2 separate regions of the Homo sapiens genome follow, and region 2 is linked to region 1. Evidence: read pairs that join two places in POLR2A ChIA-PET (ENCODE). Cell type or tissue: Panc1. All regions are shown on one strand. Links, peaks and the distances in the headings refer to the core of each region. The heading gives the core; the rest is flanking DNA.

What was found. ChIA-PET counts read pairs that join two places held together with the same protein. Peaks named below come from ENCODE experiments on the same cell type or tissue, not always from the same donor. Only the 100,000 strongest peaks of a DNase experiment are listed, where the experiment ranks them.
Region 2: POLR2A ChIA-PET joins it to region 1 with 9 read pairs; 3 of 35 experiments call an interaction of 5 or more read pairs at or near these places.

The regions. Positions count from the first base shown.
Region 1 is chr12:1,250,066-1,262,121 of GRCh38, forward strand. All of the region lies in intron 13 of ERC1 (ELKS/RAB6-interacting/CAST family member 1), which reads left to right. Among named protein-coding and RNA genes, the nearest start is that of LINC00942, 240 kb to the right of the region's middle. RefSeq lists an enhancer at 493-1,092. In Panc1, for the core only: no CTCF peak of the experiment used is centred there; no DNase peak of the experiment used is centred there.
Region 2 is chr12:1,522,617-1,530,644 of GRCh38, forward strand. It overlaps LOC107984507 (a long non-coding RNA gene), which reads right to left. Exons shown (of 2, transcript NR_160736.1): 2 at 5,107-8,028. Among named protein-coding and RNA genes, the nearest start is that of LINC00942, 26 kb to the left of the region's middle. RefSeq lists silencers at 7,479-7,728, 7,819-7,928. In Panc1, for the core only: no CTCF peak of the experiment used is centred there; no DNase peak of the experiment used is centred there; H3K4me3 peaks cover 279 bases; H3K27ac peaks cover 959 bases.

The DNA.
Region 1 (12,056 bases), core at 4,976-8,975:
TCATTGCACCTGGCATTTGGAGCCTCCTATTAAAGCAAGCTCTGTTTTAACCTCATCTTGAGGTCAGATGCTTGGCTTCTCTGTTTTACACAAGCTGACAGTGTTGGTTTCTTTGAATATAACACGTTGTTTTCCTAATGTATGCTCTTCTACTTCTGCAGAATCTTTTTCCTGTGGATTTCCAGTTTTACTACATAAAGATTCTGCCTTCAAATTAACTTTTGTTGATGAACTCTGCCTGGACTTGTTATTGCCTTATCCATTGTTCCTTAGCCTGAATGTTTAATCATGCTTTATTGTTTACATACTTTTCAATACATTGTTTTATAATTGCCCCTGTGTGATTTAACCCATTTAATTTTCCCTTCTCAGCTAGTTTATATCTGCCATAAGTGAAGAATTACTTTAAAATTTCTTTTTAGTTTTTCTTAAACACTGTTTTGCATAGGTTCATTAATTATAGCTGTACTTATTGAGTTATAAATAATAAAATTTAATTTAGTTATAATTTTTTTGGAACTGAATGATATTCCATTCAGCATCCTAATAAATATTCTCTAAAATTCTGTAGGCTATCCTTTAAGAGCCTTGTATGTTTTAACACAGGAAATGCCATCTTCCCTTAGTTGAGAATATTAATTCTTTGAGCAGTGACACTCAGATACACCTTTCAGCAAGGCTGTAAGTTTTAGTCACGTCCTAATAATGCAAAGTAGAGTGGACTGAAAGGAGGCTCCTATCAATAGTGGTTTGGGGCTTTGTTTTCCTTTATAACAAAGATAAGTATCTGAATTTAACCTTGAAAGAGGTTGTTGTGAGAGAGATTAATGGAATGCTGTGGTGCTGTGAGACAGCTCTCCCGAAACCAATGAATATTAAGAATAAAGTTCAAAGAAAGTGAAAACAATGGAAATAGAGCCGGGGAAAATCAGCTTTACATATATTTAAGCATATTCTCTTCTTAGATATATAGTCAATGAAACATTTGTGTTTTTCTCTGTAATTTGATTTAACTCTGTCTACAAAAACAGTTTCTTCATTTTGATAAGAGATTTTTTTTCCTTTCTGAGAATGAACACTACTTATCCTTCATTTTTAGATTTGCCAGGGGGATAATTATTTAAGAAAGCCTTTTATAAACATTAAGATTGACATCTTTTTAGGAATACTATTTCTAGAAATAGTATGTGATTTGTCACATGCTGGATACATCTAATATATTAATGTTCCTGTTTTTGCAAAAATAAATTTTGATTTCCTGTTTCTAGAACTTTTCCTTCACCTATTTAAATGTTTAATCCTGTATCATTTCTTCCTTTTTAATAAAAATTTTTTCTTAGTAAAACAGGGCTTTTTCTATATAGAATATTGTCGTAGGTGAGTTTTTATGGTGTTCTTAATGAATATTAGAGTAACGGATCACAATGGAAAAGTGTGCATATAAATCAGCATCTGTTTTTACATCCCTGTGGATAGTTGCTGAAATTACGCATGAAAATTCTCTTTTACTGCAGGTGAAGCACCTACACAAATTGTTGGTTATGTGTGCAGCTTTTAAAAACTCCTATCTCAAACTGGGCCACTTTTTACCATTTAGAAAGAAAGCAAAAACACGGCTTAACATTACTTTTTAAAATTCTGCAGTGTTTGAAATGGACTCTGTAGTACTTTTCCCTCTGGCCACATGTCAGTTCAATTTAATAGCAGTGAAATTTATTGAAAGACTTTATTGATAGGACTAATGTGCTCTCCATAAAATGATGAATAAAATTACATTAGGCACTAAAATTATTAAAAACTGGACTACTAAGTTCTCACTTTAGTGAAATGAATGGTTTACTCCTTTCCTTTGTGTTGTGTGAGCTCTTCTTGGTTTGCATTTGGAAGGAAAAGTCTCCAATGAGATTCTTTTTTTTCTTAAATTTTATTTTTAATTATAATGGATACATAATAGTTATACATATTTACGAGGTACACATGATGTTTTGATACAAGCATGTAATGTGTAATGATCAGATCTGGGTAATTAGGGTACTCATCCCCTCAAGCATTTATCATTTCTCTGTGTTAGGAACGTTATAATTCTATTCTTTTAGGTATTTTAACATGTACAACAAAGTGTTGTTAGTTATAGTTGCCTTATTATGCCACTGAATGCTAATCCTGTTATTTTTTAAGAGAACAGAAGCAGGTATGCAAATAGTCCATTTTCTAAGACCTCAGAAGCAAAGGTCAGCCTCTTATGGGCCACATCAGTTGTCTGTTATTTTAAGGAAAAGATATTTTTGGGATTTTTTGGTAAAGACTTTGAAAAGGTATGCTTGTTCTTTTTATAAGCATTACAGATCAAAGATTTATAGTGTCCTAGGATTAGGTAAACTCCATGTCCTTGCCCAAGTTTCTCATACTCAGCTACCATGATTTTCAAGATGAGACCCTTCCCAGTCTGTATGGGATATTTGTACTCTATGCTCTGTAAAATTTATTGATATAAAGCATCATTTTTATATGTGTACTTTTCTGTTTATTTAATGAAATACATCTGCTTTTGTTTTGACTTTGGTTTTTAACAATTGGGGTTATAACAGAGCACCACTCTTAACTGAGGGGAGACATTTGAGGTGTTTTAAGGAGAAGGAGGGAGAGAATATTTTTAAATTTTAACCCACAGTATTGCCTTAAAGTAGTTGGTGTGTAACCAAATTCTGTCTCTGTGTTGTGCTAGCTTTCACTTCATCAGTGCATCTGGCTTCAATTTTTTTCCCCACAAAGCATCTGAGAAGTTGGTAAATGAATTCTGACATGTTGAATGATTTTAATGAAATCTTCTGGATGTGTATATATGCTTAGGGGATGGGGAAGAGGGAGGCAGAATAAGCAGTGGGGTTGAAGGTAACAAAGAATTACTGTCTCTTTACGTTAAGGATAATGGATAACAGTTAACATTAATATCTTTCAGAACAGGTTAAAGTCTGTCTGGTAAGTGGTGTTTACTTCCAAGGAAGCAGCTCTTATTATTAATTCAAATAAATGACTTCCATTACCGTGTCAGAATGAGAGCTGGGAGAGGGAGGAGAGAATGTGGGAGATTGTTACTTTGGATAATCTTTGTGAAATCTGAATTGGCCTTCTTTCTGCTGCAGAAAAAGGCAAAAGCTTAGGGAGATCTACCATCATCAAGTAGCTCTTTTTTATGTGACTATACTGTAGGGCCTTGTTAACAATTTTTGAGGGAGATGTTTGAGGGAACAACAAATTAAATTTTAATTGCAGTTTCTCCTCTGCCTTTGCTTTTCTGATTGAATGTTTGATTGGAAAGAAAGGCAGCTAGCTGGGTGTGGTGGCTCACACCTGTAATCCCAGCACTTTGGGAAGCCGAGGCGGGCAGATCACCTGAGGTCAGGAGTTCGAGACTAGCCTGACCAACATGTAGAAACCTTATCTCTATGAAAAATACAAAATTCGCCAGGCGTGGTGGTGCATGCCTGTAATCCCAGCTACTCTGGAGGCCGAGGCAGGAGAATTGCTTGAACCCAGGAGGTGGAGGTTGTGGTGAGCCGAGATCACGCCATTGCACTCCAGCCTGGGCAACAAGAGGGAAACTGCATCTCAAAGAAAAAAAAAGGCAGTGGAGGGTAGAGTCTTACAGCTCAGTGATGTGTAGCTTGGTGTTGACAGAGCTGACATCAAGAAGTAAAGTTCTGAGAGATGTATTGGGAGTGGTATCATGGGAGTTGCTATAGAGTCCAGTCTCTCCCTGTTAATCTGCCTGAGTGAAGCTATAGTTAGGCTGTCCCAACTTCTGCCCTAGTCTCTTTGAATATAGGAGTCTTCTTCTTTAAGGAGATGAGGGATTCTTTGAAAGGTCTTCCTTCTTCTCCCTCTACCAGACCCCTCAAAGTAGTCACACAAACCTCCTGCCGTGAACCCTGTACTCTGTGAGTGAAGTATTCGTATTTGATTTCAGCAAATATGTGAGGCTGGCAAAAGTAGGCTTCAGTTACATAATCCAATGGTAGGAAAAATGGTCTGGGTTCGTTTTGGTGAGTGCAAATGTGGTTAATAGCAGTTGAAGTAAAACTCTAAAGATACTGCTTTCATTTTAGGTGATATGAACTATTTAAAATGATAAAGCATGTTCCTTTGCTATCTCTAGATAGCTATTAAGTGAGATGTCTGTGACACACAGTACATTTCTAAATTTTGGGTTGCCTGAATTGTTTAAGCAGAGTAAAATAGCCAAGTTAGGGCAGGTGCATGGAATAAAACTCTCTCTCTACTTAGTCTTATTCCCCTAGGCTGCCAATTTAATGCTTTTTTCTAATTAGTGAGTGCTATAAAATGGCTTATCTCCAAACAGTACCTGTGTTAATGGCAAAAACCACAATTACTTTGGCACCAACCTAATAATTCCCCTTTGTAATTTTTTTAAATTTTATTTTTATTTTATTTTATATATTTTTTTGAGCCAAAGTCTTACTCCCTCTCCCAGGCTGGAGTGTGGTGGCATAGTCTTGGCTCACTGCAACCACCGCCTCCCCGGTTCAGGCAATTCTCCCTGCCTCAGCCTCCCGAGTGGCTGGGATTACCGGTGTGCATCACCACCCAGGATAATTTTTGTATTTTTAGTAGAGATGTGGTTTCACCATGTTGGCCAGGCTGGTCTTGAACTCCTGACCTCAGGTGATCCACCCACCTTGGCTTCCCAAAGTGCTGGGATTACAAGCTTAATTTTTAATTGACAAATAATAATCGTACGTATGTATGGTGATGTTTGAATACATGTATACATTGTGGAATGATCAAATCAGGCTAATTAACATATCCATCACCTCACATACTTGTCATTTCTTTGTGGTGAGAACATCTCAAATCCACTTTTTTTTTTTTTTTAATACTTTAAGTTCTGGGTTTCATGTGCAGAATGTGCAGTTTTGTTACATAGGTATACATGTGCCATGGTGAGTTGCTGCACCCATCAACCTGTCACCTACATTAGCTATTTTCTCCTAATGTTATCCCTCCCCCAGCCCCAAACCCCCCCAACAGGCCCCAGTGTGTGATGTTCTCCTCCCTGTGTCCATGTGTTCTGATTGTTCAACTCCCACTTATGAGTGAGAACATGCGGTGTTTGGTTTTCTGTTCTTGTGTTAGTTTGCTGAGAATTAGGGTTTCCAGCTTCATCCATGTCCCTGCAAAGGACATGAGCTTATCCTTCTTTATGGCTGCATAGTATTCCATGGTATATATGTGCCACATTTGCTTAATCCAGTCTATCGCTGATGGACATTTAGGTTGGTTCCAAGTCGTTGCTATTGTGAACCGTGCCACAATAAACATTCGTGTGCATGTATCTTTATTATAGAATGATTTATAATCCTTTGGGGTATATACCCAGTAATGGGATTGCCGGGTCAAATGGTATTTCTAGTTCTAGATCCTTGAGGAATCACCACACTGTCTTCCACAATGGTTGAACTAATTTACACTCCCACCAACAGTATAAAAGCATTCCTGTTTTTCCACAACCTCTTCAGCATCTGTTGCTTCCTGGCCTTTTTTTTTTTTTTTTTTTTTTTTTTTTTGAGACGGAGTCTCATTCTGTTGCCCAGGCTGGAGTGCAGTGGCGTGATCTCGGCTCACTGCAAGTTCTGCCTCCCGGGTTCACGCCATTCTCCTGCCTCAGCCTCCCGAGTAGCTGGGACTACAGGCACCCACCACCACTCCTGGCTAATTTTTTTTTGTATTTTTTTTTAGTAGAGACGGGGTTTCACCATGTTAGCCAGGATGGTCTCAATCTCCTGACCTCGTGATCCGCCCACCTCAACCTCCCAAAGTGCTGGGATTACAGGCGTGAGTTTAATGATCGCCATTCTAACAGGTGTGAGATGGTATCTCATTGTGGTTTTGATTTGCATTTCTCTAATGACCAGTGATGATGAGCATTTTTCAAGTCTGTTGGCTACATAAATGTCTCCTTTTGAGAAGTGTCTGTTCATATCCTTTGCCCATTTTTTGATGGGGTTTGCTTTTTTCTTGTAAATTTGTTTAAGTTCTTTGTAGATTCTGGATATTAGCCCTTTGTCAGATGGATAGATTGCAAAAATTTTCTCCCATTCTGTAGGTTGCCTGTTCACTCTGATGAAATCTACTTCTTTAAAAACAATTTTGAAATACACAGTTGTAATTTAAAATTAGACTCTGTTTTTGCCTTTTTTTTTTTTTATAACTTTTTCCCTTGTCTACTTTAAGACTAGAAGCAGTTATAATGAAAATTCATGAGGAAACAGGAGTTTAAAGAGGGTCTTTATTCAGTGGGGGCCAATAGACTCTGAGTATTTCGTTCTCAGACTAAAAAAAAAAAAAAAAAGTTGATTCCCCAAACAGTCAAATGTGAGGATTCACTCAAATGTGATGACTAAGCTTATTGATAAACCTCCATTGTATATCTCTTAAAACATTTGCCCAATTTTTTTTCAGCTGAACTTTGATGATTGGCCTATCACTGAGTATTCTTGGTGTTGAACTATTTATGAATACGTTGGATTACTCTAATTTATAATCATAGTCACAAGAAAATATTTTATTAGAGTTCAAATCACTTGCAGAGTTTATTCTGAATAATTCCTGACATAATGCATATCTTGCTGGTTTCACATTCAGTGAAATGCTGAGCCATATCTCAATTCTGTAGTCTCCATAATATCTGCCTTTATATTTTAGGTATGTTTGGGTTCCATTTTAATATAGTCTCATACCAACAGCTGTGTTTTTATAATTGAGGTCCTGTTAGCCTAAAAGGCATTTTTCTTGGAGAAGAAATTTTGTCTTCATTGATAATCCAGTTTTGTTATACTGGAGCTACATCCTCAGGTTCTATAATACCCATCCTTCAGTTTGACTCCAAGTCATCCTTACCTCCTGGCGTTCATGCCCTTGTGTAGTCCTCTCCCGCACCCTGTCAGGATTGGTCTGTATGAACCGTACAAGAAGGCAGAAGTGATGGCGCCGGCTTCTGAAGCTACATCACAAAAGATACTGATGCAACTGCCTTGCACTCCTGAATCACTTGCCCTGGTGAGAGCCAGCCTCCGTGTTGTAATGACACTCAAGCAGCCCGGTGGAGAGGAACAGAGGCCTCTTGCCACTAGCTGCACCACCTTGCCAGCCATGTAAGTGGAAGCAAAGGACTGAATCCTGGTTGACATCTTGACTACCACCTCATAAGAGACCCTGGCACCAGAACTGTTTAGCTAAGCTGCTTTTGAGTTCTTGACCCACACAAACTGTGTGAGATAATCAGTATTCACTGTTTTCTTAAGCTGCTAAGTTTCGAAGTAACTCATTAATACAACAATGAACAATGATTACAGATATTTTATATTTTTAGTATTAAGGTGATCTACCATAGTCTGATTTTTCCCCTCTAAATCCACAGTTTGGTTTTCTCTGTTAGAGTAATAAATGCTATTTTAAATTGTTTTATTCATATTATCACCATGGTAATTATCAGGGTTGGGTAACATTGGAGCTTTTGTTGGTGTTTATTACCTATATAACTCATATTTGTCTGCTGACAGCCTGTAAGCTGGGAAAAGAGTTACAAATGTATGTAAAACATGATGTGTCATATAGCCTTTTATAGATTTATTTCCTATGTAAAAAACTGCTCTAACTAGTGCCACATTCTCCAGTAGAAATACAATGTGAGCCACACGTATAATTTTGAATTTTCTAATAGTCTCATTAAAAAAACTAAAAGGAAACATTAATTTTAATAATGTTTTCTTTAATCAAATATATCCAAAATATTATTTCAACATATAATCAATATGAAAATTATTAAAGAAGTGTTGTACCTCCTTTTTTTAAGACTAAGTTTTTGAAATTTAGGTGTGTTTATAGCACATCTCAGTTTGGACTAGCCACGTTTAATCACCCAGTAGCTAGTTGTTGCTAGTGGCTTCTGCATTGGACAGTACAAATAGTATATTAGCTAAAGAAGAATATTTTCTTCTAAGCTAGCGGCAGATTAAGAATGCCTATAAACAACAGGTATGATTTTCTCAAATTAAGTGTGGCATGTCCTATCTTAATCTCTAGCTACATTTAGTTCCAGTAAGTCAACTTCCTAATTTCCAGATGCTTCAGATCCTTCAAACCTAAGGAATATAGGGATAGGAGGAATTAGGGATAGTACATAGTATATGTAGATTTCTTCAGCATTACAGACTCAGAATGGCTCTTACTGTCTCATAGTTTATCATGAAGGTTGGTGAATATGGACTTTTTGAAGGAGAAAATGTACTTTAGCATGTAAAGCATGTATTCCAAGCCTCAGGCTACACATGGTAGAATCACTCTTACACTTGGGCCACCAGGAAGCACTTTCCAGGGGTTTTAGCACATCCCCTTACTTCATCGATGTGGTCCTCAGAGCAGAAGTATGTGAAGTCTGTTGCATTTCATGATTCTCAAGTCTAATATGACATCTTATTGGCTCACTCACTTTCAAGGAAGCTGGTGACAACTGTCACTTCTTCAACTCAAAGTCTGGCATTGACAGATTAGAGATTTTTAAATCTTCAGAATCTTCAGGATTTATGGAAGAACTTACTGTGATAATATTGTCCCTTTTAAAAAATGTTGTTATTTAGAACATCCCATGGTTATCAAAAGACTTGAAAGGAATTTCTTATCATAATTCTGACCCACTTCTGTAAAATATTGCCGTGAAGAAATTCATAGGACTTTTGAATAAAAAGCTGAAGAGCACAATGATGTATAATCCATACATGTTTTGTTCTCTTTACCTTTCTTTTTTCTGATCATGAGCACTGCCTGAAGATGTGTTTGCCTGGTCTGCTTTTCTCTTTTCACAGTAAACAGTTAACTTACATATTTAGATATCAGTTATCTAAACAATGACACTTGTAACTATTTCCAGAAGGTCTTTAGATCCCTATTGATTTCTTCATAGTGCAAGATACTCTTTTAACATATTTTTCAATTTTCTTTTGATTTTATATCAGAACTATGTATTTTATATTATTTACACAAATAATACTTACATGTCTTAGAATAATAGTCACTTCTCTTATTCTTTTCTAACTCTGATTCCTCTTCCTCTGAGATGACCACTTTCATCTCTTTTGGTTGTTTCTACTGTTGTTTATTTTTATCTTTCCAAATGACATTCTTATATTATTGTTGTATTATTTTTCTTATTTGGGCGTTGTCTGTTGACATCTTATCATAGATGATGAGGAATTAGTGTTTTTACACAAACCAACACACACACTTACTTCTTTCTGTCCTTCCAATATAATTATATCTAGGTCTACATTTTTAAAACTGAGGCACGTAGTATATTATGATTTACATTTTGGTCTTTCCTAGGGTACCTTAGTTTTCCTTTTTGTTTTTCCTGTCTTGGGTATCTCTTTCTTTCTTTCTTTTTTTTTTTTTTTTTTTTTGAGACGGAGTCTCACTCTGTTACCCAGGCTGGAGTGCAATGGCATGATCTTGGCTCACTGCAACCTCCACCTCCTGGTTCAAGTGATTCTCCTGCCTCAACCTCCTGAGTAGCTGGGATTACAGGCGCCCGCCACAACGCCCAGCTAATTTTTTTGTATTTTCAGTAGAGACGGGGTTTCACCATGTTGGTCAGGCTGGTCTCAAACTCCTGACCTCGTGATCCACCCGCCTTGGCCTCCCAAAGTGCTGGGATTGCAGGCGTGAGCCACCACGCCCTGCTTTCTTGGGTATCTATTCCCAGATTCCTTTCTACACCCATAAAATTCCTCCTGATATCATTGCTACTATAAAAACACATCATCCCTTACTAATTGCCCTTGGATAATCCATACATCTGCTGTTTTTCTTGGAAACATTCATTTCCTTTCTCTGCTGTAGTGTGTAGTTAGTCTCTAGGTTGTGTCATGCTTGTGGTTCCCTTCACCACTCACCTATGGTAGAGCTCTTTTTTCTGGATCCCACATCTTCTTTCCAGGTTTACCTCTTCATTTTCATAGAGTATACCGTAGTAGCTTCCTGAGAGAGTCGTTGAGTGAGATACTTTTTTGGGGGGATTTTGCATTCAACTCCCATATTTGATTGGTAGTTTAGATACAGAATTCTAGATTGGTAATCATTTGTTTTCCCTTAGAGTTTTGAAACCATTACTCAAATTGTCTTCTACTTTCCTGTGTTGCCTTTAAAAACTCCAGTGTCTTCTGATTTGTTGATCTGACAAGTGATCATTTTTGGCCTTTCTAAAAGTTTTCAAGATGTTTTCTTTCCTCTAGTGTTCTAAACTTTACAGAAAGAGTATTCATATTATCATCTAAGCACCAAATGATGGATTTAATCTTTTTGCAAGAGCGAGGACAAGAAAGAGTGATTATAAATATTACCTAGCAGTGCTGTTGATACTCTGGTATTTGTAGGACTCAAGGGCTTTCCTGTTTATTTCTTACAGTGGCTCAACATTTTATTAAATTAAATAGGAGATTCAAGCTGTGGTTCAACACAAGAGAAACTTCTTGGTTTATTTTAGCAGAGCTCTCAAAATTCCAAAACTAAAACTAGTGCCAGATTTTACCCACTCGATAGATTAAGTAATTCTGGACTTTGTAAATGAAGGTGAGAGAGATATTTGCCGTCTTCTTTCTCTTGTATTTTACTATCCTAGTTTGATACAGTTGCGTTAGAGCAAATGCTTCCATACTTAGCTTTACATCGAAATGTTATGTGACTTATAATATCACGTAAATATTACTTATCAGCCATTTCCTTTTATTTGTAGTTTCACTTGGCTTTTGTTTTTCATCCTTATTATCGAGAAAGATTTTGAACCAGGCTTTGTCATTAATTCCAGAAATCTTTTTTAAATAAGGCTGTGAACACTGAGCTCATGGAGTACACTCTGGTTTCACTGCCGGCTTCAGGTAAAGTCATGACATGAGTTTTATAATGAAACACTATGAAACTTGATTCTCTGCATTGTGACAGATTACTAATCATTTTCTCCCTAAAAGTTTTTTATTGATACAGCCACAAAGCTATTTTTGCCCCACGCAGATGTACAAGTGAAGTTGTTTGCTTGAAATAGATTCCTGGGAAGTTATTTGGAATTAACTGTTTGAGCCTCAATTTTAGATAATAGAAGCCTCTCAGGAGACTTGCAAAAAACAGTTTAAGAGTGGGATAGGATAGACCGCACAAAGACATAATACTGAGTTTTCCGTAAGTTGCTAATGAGAAACGTTATCAACTTTATGTATTAATAATGTTTCTTTATGCTTCTTTATACTTACAGCAATCTGTATTTTAGAATCCCACATTACTCCAAAATAGTCATTCTCATTCATTAGAGGGTTTGAGAAGACTGAACTAATCATTGCATCCATCTCTTAGTTCGTAATCCTTCTTTTATGTTTAGTTTTCTTTGATTCTGAAGAAACCACCTTGGCCTTTGTTTTGACGGGCATCGTTCCTTGTCTCTGCGCGCGGCGTCCCTTTAAAACCCTCCACTGTACTGTGCTGCTCATGGCAAGTCAACAGAGGGAAGGAAGAGCTCAACAAACAACGTTTGTTTTCTTTTGTTTTGTTTTGTTTTGTTTTGTTTGATACAGATAAACTGCCCTACATAAAACAGAACCTCACTTATGGGAATAGATCACAGTATTTTATAACTGTGGAGAAACACAGTTCTCTGAGAAGAATGAAAACTTGTAACATGAACATCACGTACAGCACCAAAATGTGAATTTTTTTCTAAATCTCATTTTTTAAAATTTAGAAAAACGAGAGAGGAAAAGATTTATCAACTGTTCATTAAGAAGAATGTTAAATAATAGATGCTGTTCTTCCAAAGTGGGGAGAAAAATCTGACTTAACTTTGACAGATTTCAAGTTCTAGATTTTTGAAGGTACAGTTGTCAAAAAGGACTTACAAAAGTGGGCTGTGGTATAATTGAGTTTCTTAGATAAAATAAAAAATTCTTGGATATCTTTTCCTGATATGAGTACTCTGAAAATTGGAGAATGGTTTA
Region 2 (8,028 bases), core at 4,029-8,028, 270 kb after region 1:
TTCAGATAAGACATTCTAGCAAAGATCACAGCTCATAGGGTGGAATTCAATAGTTTATAAATGCTTTTTTTTTTTCAAGACAGAGTTTCACTCTTGTTGCCCAGGCTGGAGTGCAGTGGTGCTATCTCAGCTCACCACAACCTCTGCCCCCCAGTTCAAGTGATTCTCCTGCCTCAGCCTCTCGAGTAGCTGGGATTACAGGAAGGCGCCACCACGCCCGGCTAATTTTGTATTTTTAGTAGAGGCAGGGTTTCTCCATGTTGGTCAGGCTGGTCTCGAACTCCTGACCTCAGGTGATCCGCCAGCCTCGGCCTCTCAAAGTGCTGGGATTACAGGTGTGAGCCACTGCGCCCGGCCTATAAATGCTTTTGATAATAATCGTGGGTCAGGAGACAAACCATTACTTCCTTGAGATGTCTGGATTACCTGTGGGTTTCCTTTATCATCCTTGTTAGTACCATTTAGCAAAAGCTAACATGATGGCGGAACCTAGGACCCAGTCTCAGCTCAGGGTGTGCACACCTGGTCCCTGGCAAGACCAAGCAGGAAGAAGCCAGGATGGCGGAAGACCTCAAAGACTCCAGTTCTCGCCAGCCCCTCTGCCGCCCTCCACTGCAATGCGGTCCCAGGGAACTTAAGTGATGTGTTTCCTGGGCCTGGGGCAGGGGGTGCCACGGCTCTTCTGGGCTACCCTGTACCTGTCAGCAAGCCTCTCTCCTCCCGAAAGCTCACTGGACGCTGGGCCTTTGGGATCCCTGGCTGAGTTCAGGATCAGAATGACCTGTGGAGCCTTAGAAGTCACAGACCAGAGGCACAGCCTTGGAAACTGGACTTTAAACATTCTTTCCCAGGAGATTCCGATAAACCAGGGACTCAACCCTCACTGCACTAGGAAGCCCCTCCAGGAGCTGTCTGTGAGTGAACAACTTTGAGACACCCTCTGGTCACCTGGCACAGGTGTGCCTCCCACCCTGGGCAGCCACGTGGGAGGGGTCAGCCTCCCCTGACAGCTGGAGAGGCCACTTTAGTGTCCTTGTGGGAGCTTGTGGCCATCCTTTCTCCCTTTCCTGGCTGGCCTCTCCTTCGGTATCTGCATTTTCTGTCGTCCTAACAGTCTCTGGAGAGGAAGGAAGAAGGGGCTGCTCTCGCTCTGGAATGCCAGCCCCCTGCTGAGTTCCTGCCGCCCTCTCTTCCTTGCTCCCAGCCCCCTCTACCAACAGGAACGGCCAATGCTCCTGGCTTTGCCTCTCTCTGCCTTTGTGCGTGTCTTACTGTGGCTCTCTTATTGTGGAGCACACATCACTCGACCCGAGGGCTCCCTGCTGCACCCTCCAGTCTGCGCTCTCCTCTTCCTAAACTTGTGGGCCCTGTCTACACAGGTTGCTCACTCCGCCATCTCTCTCGCCTTGCCCTCTGGCCTTCGTATTTATCAGTTCACTTTTTGAAACTGCACCTCCAGCCACCCTGACCTCTAACGCTCCTTACATTCCCTGTTTCTTGCCGTCAACACTTGAATGCCCCCTTGACCTTAAAAGTAAGTGTCTTGGAGTCAGATTCACTGTCTTCCTCTCAAACCTCCATCTTTCTCCATTTCCCCTTTGACTCCATCATAGCTTTGTTTACTCTTGGGGAGTATTTAGACCCATGCTTTTTACAGGTGAGGATCCAAGAAGGGGAGTGACCTTCCCCAGGGGAAACCAGCTCCTTAGTAAGAGAGAGGGAAGGAGAAGCTCGGCCACCACCCTTAGTCCTGATGGCCTTGAGCCGCCAGGGGCTCTGGCACCAGACGCATGTGGCCTGGGCATCTGATGTTCATTTCATTTCCATTTGCTTGTGTCCTGGCCCCACTATAAGAACAAAGCTCCTTGAGGGCAGGCACCCTGTCTCCGTTTCCTCTGAAATGTCCCTCAGTATAGAAAGCATTAAAGGGCTTCAGTCAAAGTTGAGATGAGGGAAAAAGGAGGCATATGGGGATGTTAGAGTCTCCAAAGGGAAAATGGTATTTCTTGTCAATCATAATTCCAAAGAGTGCCTTGTTTTTTGGTCAAGCATTTGAGTAGTTCATTAACAGGATCACATTCATTAGTTTTTCCCATTTGCTCGCCATTCTTTTGTTTGTTTGCTTGTTTTTAAGAGATGGGGGGGGGGGGTCTCACTTTGTTGCCCAGGCTGGTCTCGAACTCCTGGCCTCAAGCAATCCTCCCACCTCAGTTTCTCAAAGTGCTGGGATTACAGGCGTGAGCCACCGCACCCGGCCCCCATTTTCTCTTTATGGGACCTTGACGAGTGGTACTGATGAAATGATGAAACTCTTCCCATTGCAATTGGCTAGAGTCTCCAGATTTTGCCAGTTTTTAGTGACACCTTCAACTGCTTCATTCTAGGTATTAGTAAAGCAGTAATTCATTAAAGGGACAATTTAGGATTCTGTCTTCTCTTGGGAGGAGTTCAAGGATAGAGCATCCCATTAGAGTGGACAACAGAAAATGAGGTCACGTCTATTCAATCATAATAATGCAATTATTAATACTGATTGAACATATACTACGTGTAATAAATAGTACTGGATTCCTTTTTTCTGTCTGTTTTAGACAGGGTCTCACTCTATCGCCCAGGCTGCTGGAGTGCAGTGGTGTATAATCACGGCTCGCTGCAGCCTCGACCTCCCGAGCTCAAGTAATCCGCTTGCCTCACCCTCCTGAGCAGCTGGGACTACAGGTGCACACCAAAACACCCACCTAATTTTTGTGTTTTTTGTAGAGTCAGGGTTTTGCCATGTTGCCTAGGTTGTTCTGGAACTCCTGAGGTCAAGTGATCTGCCCGCCTCAGCCTCCCAAAGTGCTGGGATTACAGGCGTGAACCACCATGCCCAGCCAGTACTTGGATTCTTTATGTGTGTTCTTCGACTTCTCACATTGCCATAGATAGGTGATCTTACCACTGCTACCTTTTAGATGAGAAAACCGAGGCTTAGAGAGATGAGTGTCTTGCTCAAGATCACACAGGTGTTGAGTCTGAAGTTCACCTCTGAGGACTGACCTGGCGCCCTGCTCAGCAACCATGCTGTCTTCTCCCTGGAGGGGCACTAACTTCTCTTTTGGGGAGAGGTGGCTAGAGGAGAGCCTTCCAAGTGAGATGAGTAAGGCTGTCATCATTCTGATGAATCTTCATTAAGATAAAACTAGAGGGCCACTGTATTTGTCCGTTTTCACACTGCTGATAAAGACATACCTGAGCCTGGGCAATTTACAAAAGAAAGAGGTTTAATTGGACTTACGCTTCCACATGGCTAGGGAGGCCTCACTGTCATGGCAGAAGGCACAGAGGAGCAAAGTCACATATTTCGTGGTTGGCAGCAGGCAAAAAGAGAGCTTGTGCCGAAAAACTTCCCCTTATAATAACCATCAGATCTCATGGGACTTACTATCAGGAGAACAGCACCGGAAAGACCTGCCCCATGATTTAATTACCTCCCACCGGGTCCCTCCCACAACACGTGCGAATTCAAGACGAAATTTGGTTGGGACACAGCCAAACCATATCAGCCACTCACAGTGGTGCACACCTGTAATCCCAGCACTTTGGGAGGTCGAAGTGAGAGAATCGCTTGAGCTCAGGGGTTTGAGACCAGCCTGGGAAACATAGCAAAACCCTGTCTCTACAAAAAATATGAACATTAGCCAGCTATGGTGGCATGTGCCTGTAGTCCCAGCTACTCAGGAGGCTGAGGTGGGAGGATCGCTTGAGCATGGGAGGTTGAGGCTGCAGTCAGCCATGATCATGCCACGGCACTCCAGCCTGGGTGACAGAGTAAGACTCTGTCTCAAAAAAAAAAAAAAAAAAAAAAAAGAAAAGCAGTTTATAAACTGGTAAGCTCTATGCACATATGAGGTATTAAGAACGGTCTTCTGCTTTTATAAAAATTCCTTTATGCTGCTGACATCCTGGTATGAACTTTTTCCTCTACAGGTCCACTGCAGAGCCAGATTAGAACTCATGATAGCAGCTTCCTTCTTACCAACCCTGCTGCCTTCAGCACTTAGAAATCCCCCGATCCAGCTGTCCCAAATTGTCTTGGCTATTGTGAGTCTGTGGCGGTAATCTATGGATAGTGTCTGGATATTTGGGTCAGATTCTGCCAGTTTTTAAAAAGCCCTCTTTCTTAGCAAAACCGTGACTTCTATGTTACGTCCAGACAACGAGCAGAAACTGAGCACTGAACAACACAGTACCACAGGCAATGGGGTCAAGTGCCTGTGAAATAGCTGTCGGGATAAAAGGTTATTATTAGCTCTGCCTCTCGCTCTTGTTCTGGGCTTTGAAGGCTCATCAGTTCCCCCAAGAAATTTTCTGTGCGTCCTTTTTTTTTTTTTTTTTTTTGAGACGGAGTCTGGCTCTGTCGCCCAGGCTGGAGTGCAGTGGCCCGATCTCGGCTCACTGCAACCTCCGCCTCTCGGGTTCACACCATTTTCCCGCCTCAGCCTCCCGAGTAGCTGGGACTACAGGTGCCCTCCACCACGCCCGGCTAATTTTTTATACTTTTTACTAGAGACGGGGTTTCACCGTGTTAGGCAGGATGGTCTCAATCTCCTGACCTCATGATCCGCCCGCCTCGGCCTCCCAAAGTGCTGGGATCGCAGGCGTGAGCCACCGCGCCAGGCCTTCTGTGCATCTTAAAGAACACCTTTGAAAGGTGCCAGAGAAGCAGACTGGGATGGAGTAGAGGGTTGCCCTGCAACAGGGGTACTTTCTTCCTGCACCCAGAGGCGGCTGGACAGCAGTGTTCTGAAGCTCCTCCCCCTGGCACTGGGGGTGGTGAAACGGAGCAGTCCACCGAAGAGCATGCCTGAGGACCAGCACTCAGCCCCACATGCACCTGGCAGGAAAGCCACTGAGATCCCAGCCACGCAGGAGTCTCAGCCTCCTCTCTGACTAGTTCTGATAGGGTTTTCGTTAGACTTTCTGGCTGGGAAGGGACCTCTGAGTGTGGATGGGGGCCTGCGAGGGCATGACCAGGAGTGGGGAGCAGTGTCCTCAATAAAAAGAGCAGTGATCATTACATATTTGCATAGGGCCAAATATTCTTTCTTTTCTCTTTTTTTCTTCTATTTCCTTCCTTACTTTCTTGTGTCCTTTCTTTTTAATCACAAATGCCAAATTGGAATATGCCTTGTTTGGCAGAGAAGGCAAGAGACCCCACCCAACAGTCACAGACAAAACATGGGTGAGATTTGTCTGCATTCCCATCAGTGCCTGCCTTCAGAGCTGGAGGTAGCTGCCCCAGCAGTCCAGTGACTCAAGCTATGGGGTGCTTACCACTTCCCTTGGGGAATCTGGCCCACGTCTCTGCTGTCTCCTCATTCAAACGTTTTCCCAGCTACTCAGCCACAAGCTCCTTTCCCGGGGGCACTGCAGCTTCCCTCCCTGTGCCACAAGTTTTGACTCATCTTGGACAGAGATGGTGGGGGTAGGGGACTTACAGAGCATTCAGCTGGGGTTGCTGTCGTCTGTCACTTGCTCTCATCCTAGACTGTCAGCTCAGGGCCAAGCAAAGTCATCCCTTGTTGCTTCTTCTAGGCTTCAAATTAGAGGTCGGCCTCTCCACACCTCATTCTTCAGACTGTAAACTTCCTGAAGGTGGGAACTGGTCTCATTCATCTCTGGGTGTTTAGGGCTCAACAAATGAAGCGAATCTTCAGTTTCTCCCATGTTGCATTCTGGAGTAATCAGGGTCTGGGGAACAAGACTTCCCCCCGACCTCCCACGAAGACCCTAACTCCATGGCCGGGCACAGTGGCTCACGCCTGTAATCCCAGCACTTTGGGAGGCCGAGGCAGGTGAATCGCTTGAGGTCAGGAGTTCGAGATCAGCCTGGCCAACATGGTGAAACCCCGTCTCTACTACGGTGGCGCACACCTGTAATCCCAGCTGCTTGGGAGGTTGAGGCAGGAGAATCAGTTGAACCCGGGAGAAGGAGGTTGCAGTGAGACGAGATTGTGCCACCACACTCCGGCCTGGTCAACAAGAGCAAAACTCTGTCTCAAAAAAAAAAAAAAAAAAAAAAGACCCTAACACTAGAACTGATGTTTTATTCTGAGGAAGAGAGAAACTGAGCCTGCTTGAAATTTGGCAAAGCGGATTCAAAGCTTTTTTGCTTGCTTTAGGCCAACTCTCCTCATATCATCTGTCCCCAAGATAAAGCCTTGAACTAGCTTCCCTCCAGCAGCAGGCAGGCTCCCCACAACAATTATAGGCCATGCATTTATGGTTGCTGGACCTGGTCTCATAAACCCCATTCATTCACTCCGAGGTGAGAAAAGTCACAGTGCACCTGAGGTGAGAAAAGTCACGGTGCACCTCCGGCCCAAGCCAGCACAGTTCCAAGGAAACCTTGCCCTCTAATTAGTGGGGTATTTGCTACAACAGCTCTTACCTGTTGTAAAATCCAGAGGACAATAGCTCCTTATTGCCTGCCCAGTGTGGTGGGTTCCTGGTCCCATCCATTCCCTGACCCTCCCTGCTGCCCCTTCCCCCACTGAAAGGGGGAGGCTGTCACCTTGTTTGGTTACTAATTTTAAAAAGGCAAAGCCTTTGATTATTACTATTGTATTTTCCCTCCCCTCACTGTACTGCATTCGAAGGCAATTTCTTTAGCAGGGCGACCTCCTCCTCAGGGAAGAGACTGGGTTTTTCAGAATGTAAAAGCAAAGGGGCTGGAGGGCAGGCCTGGGATCCTACTGGCTGCTCTCGGTTGGTCCCTGTTACCTGGGTCTGGAGCAGGGACCAGCAGCTCCTGCCTCCACTGGGACCTTAGCTCACCCACTTCACCTCCTTGGACACCCTCTTGGGCAGCTCACCCAGAGGTGCTATGAGGTTACCTACAAAAGGACATGGGACTTCCAGAAAAGCATTTAAACTTGGATCTGAACTAAGGCCGAGCCCTGGACTCTAGTGACCTTCTCAAGCTATTAGCCCCTGCAGTGACTATGGGTTGGTCGTCAGACTTTCCTGTGCCTCATTTTCTCCATAAAACATCAGGAGAATTATTTAGTCCTATATCCATGACGAAAGTATTGAGAGAACACGTTTGCTCCTTGAAACCTTTCTGCCTCATTTTTCCCAAACCCAGGGATCTTTCTGAGCTGGGCTCTGTAGGGAAGGGCCCAGGACTGCGAGGGGGATGACCTGGGTTTGCGAAGCGGCAAAGTAGTTCCCGGGTCACTCTACTTCCTTGGGGGATTCAAAGGAGGACGCGTAGCAAGAAAGCGGAGGACATAACTCTCTTCCCCTCTCAGAGCCTCGGGCCCCGCAGACGCCGAGGTGGGCGCTCGTGCCAGGATCGCGGGGCGCGGGTACGGGCTCCTTGGGCGCCCCGAGGGGGCTGCTGGCCGGGGTAAGAGCCGCGGTTTCTTCGGAGGATCGGGTCGAGTTCCAGGAGAAGGGGGCAGCAGGCGTGCGGCGCCGGGAGAAGGGGGCCGGGCGGCGGAGACTCCCCGTCCGCACCCCCGCGGCGAGGCCCCCGGGCCGCTCTGCTTAGGGGCCGAGGGAGCCGGGCGGGAGGCAGGTGCGGAGGTCGCGGTCCCAGCGCCTGGGAGGAGCCCTCGGGAGGGTGTCGCGGCCCGGCTGGTGGGCAGGAGCGAGCCGGGGCCGGCGCGGCTGTCGGGGGCGGGGAGGAGGCGCGGGAGGCGGGGCGGAGGCGGCGGCGCCCCCAGGATCCACTCGCCCAGCGCCGGGCCCTGCACTCCGAGCCGCGGCCGCCACCCGCCCCGCAGCCAACTTGGGCCGAAACTTCCCCGGGTCCCGCGCTCCGGAGCAGGGCGCGCAGCCCGGCGAGATCGACGGCGGCCTCCCGAGCCCGCGCCTCGGGCCCAGGGCCTCCCTCCGGATCGGCCGCAGGCTGCGCGCCCCCGACCGTCCCCGCCCGCTGAGTTCGGGGGTCCCCGGCGCGGAGCAGGGAGCCCTCCGGGCGGCAGGAGGGCGCGCAGACTCCGAGCGCCGGGGCTGCCTGGCCGGGCTCCGGTGGACACC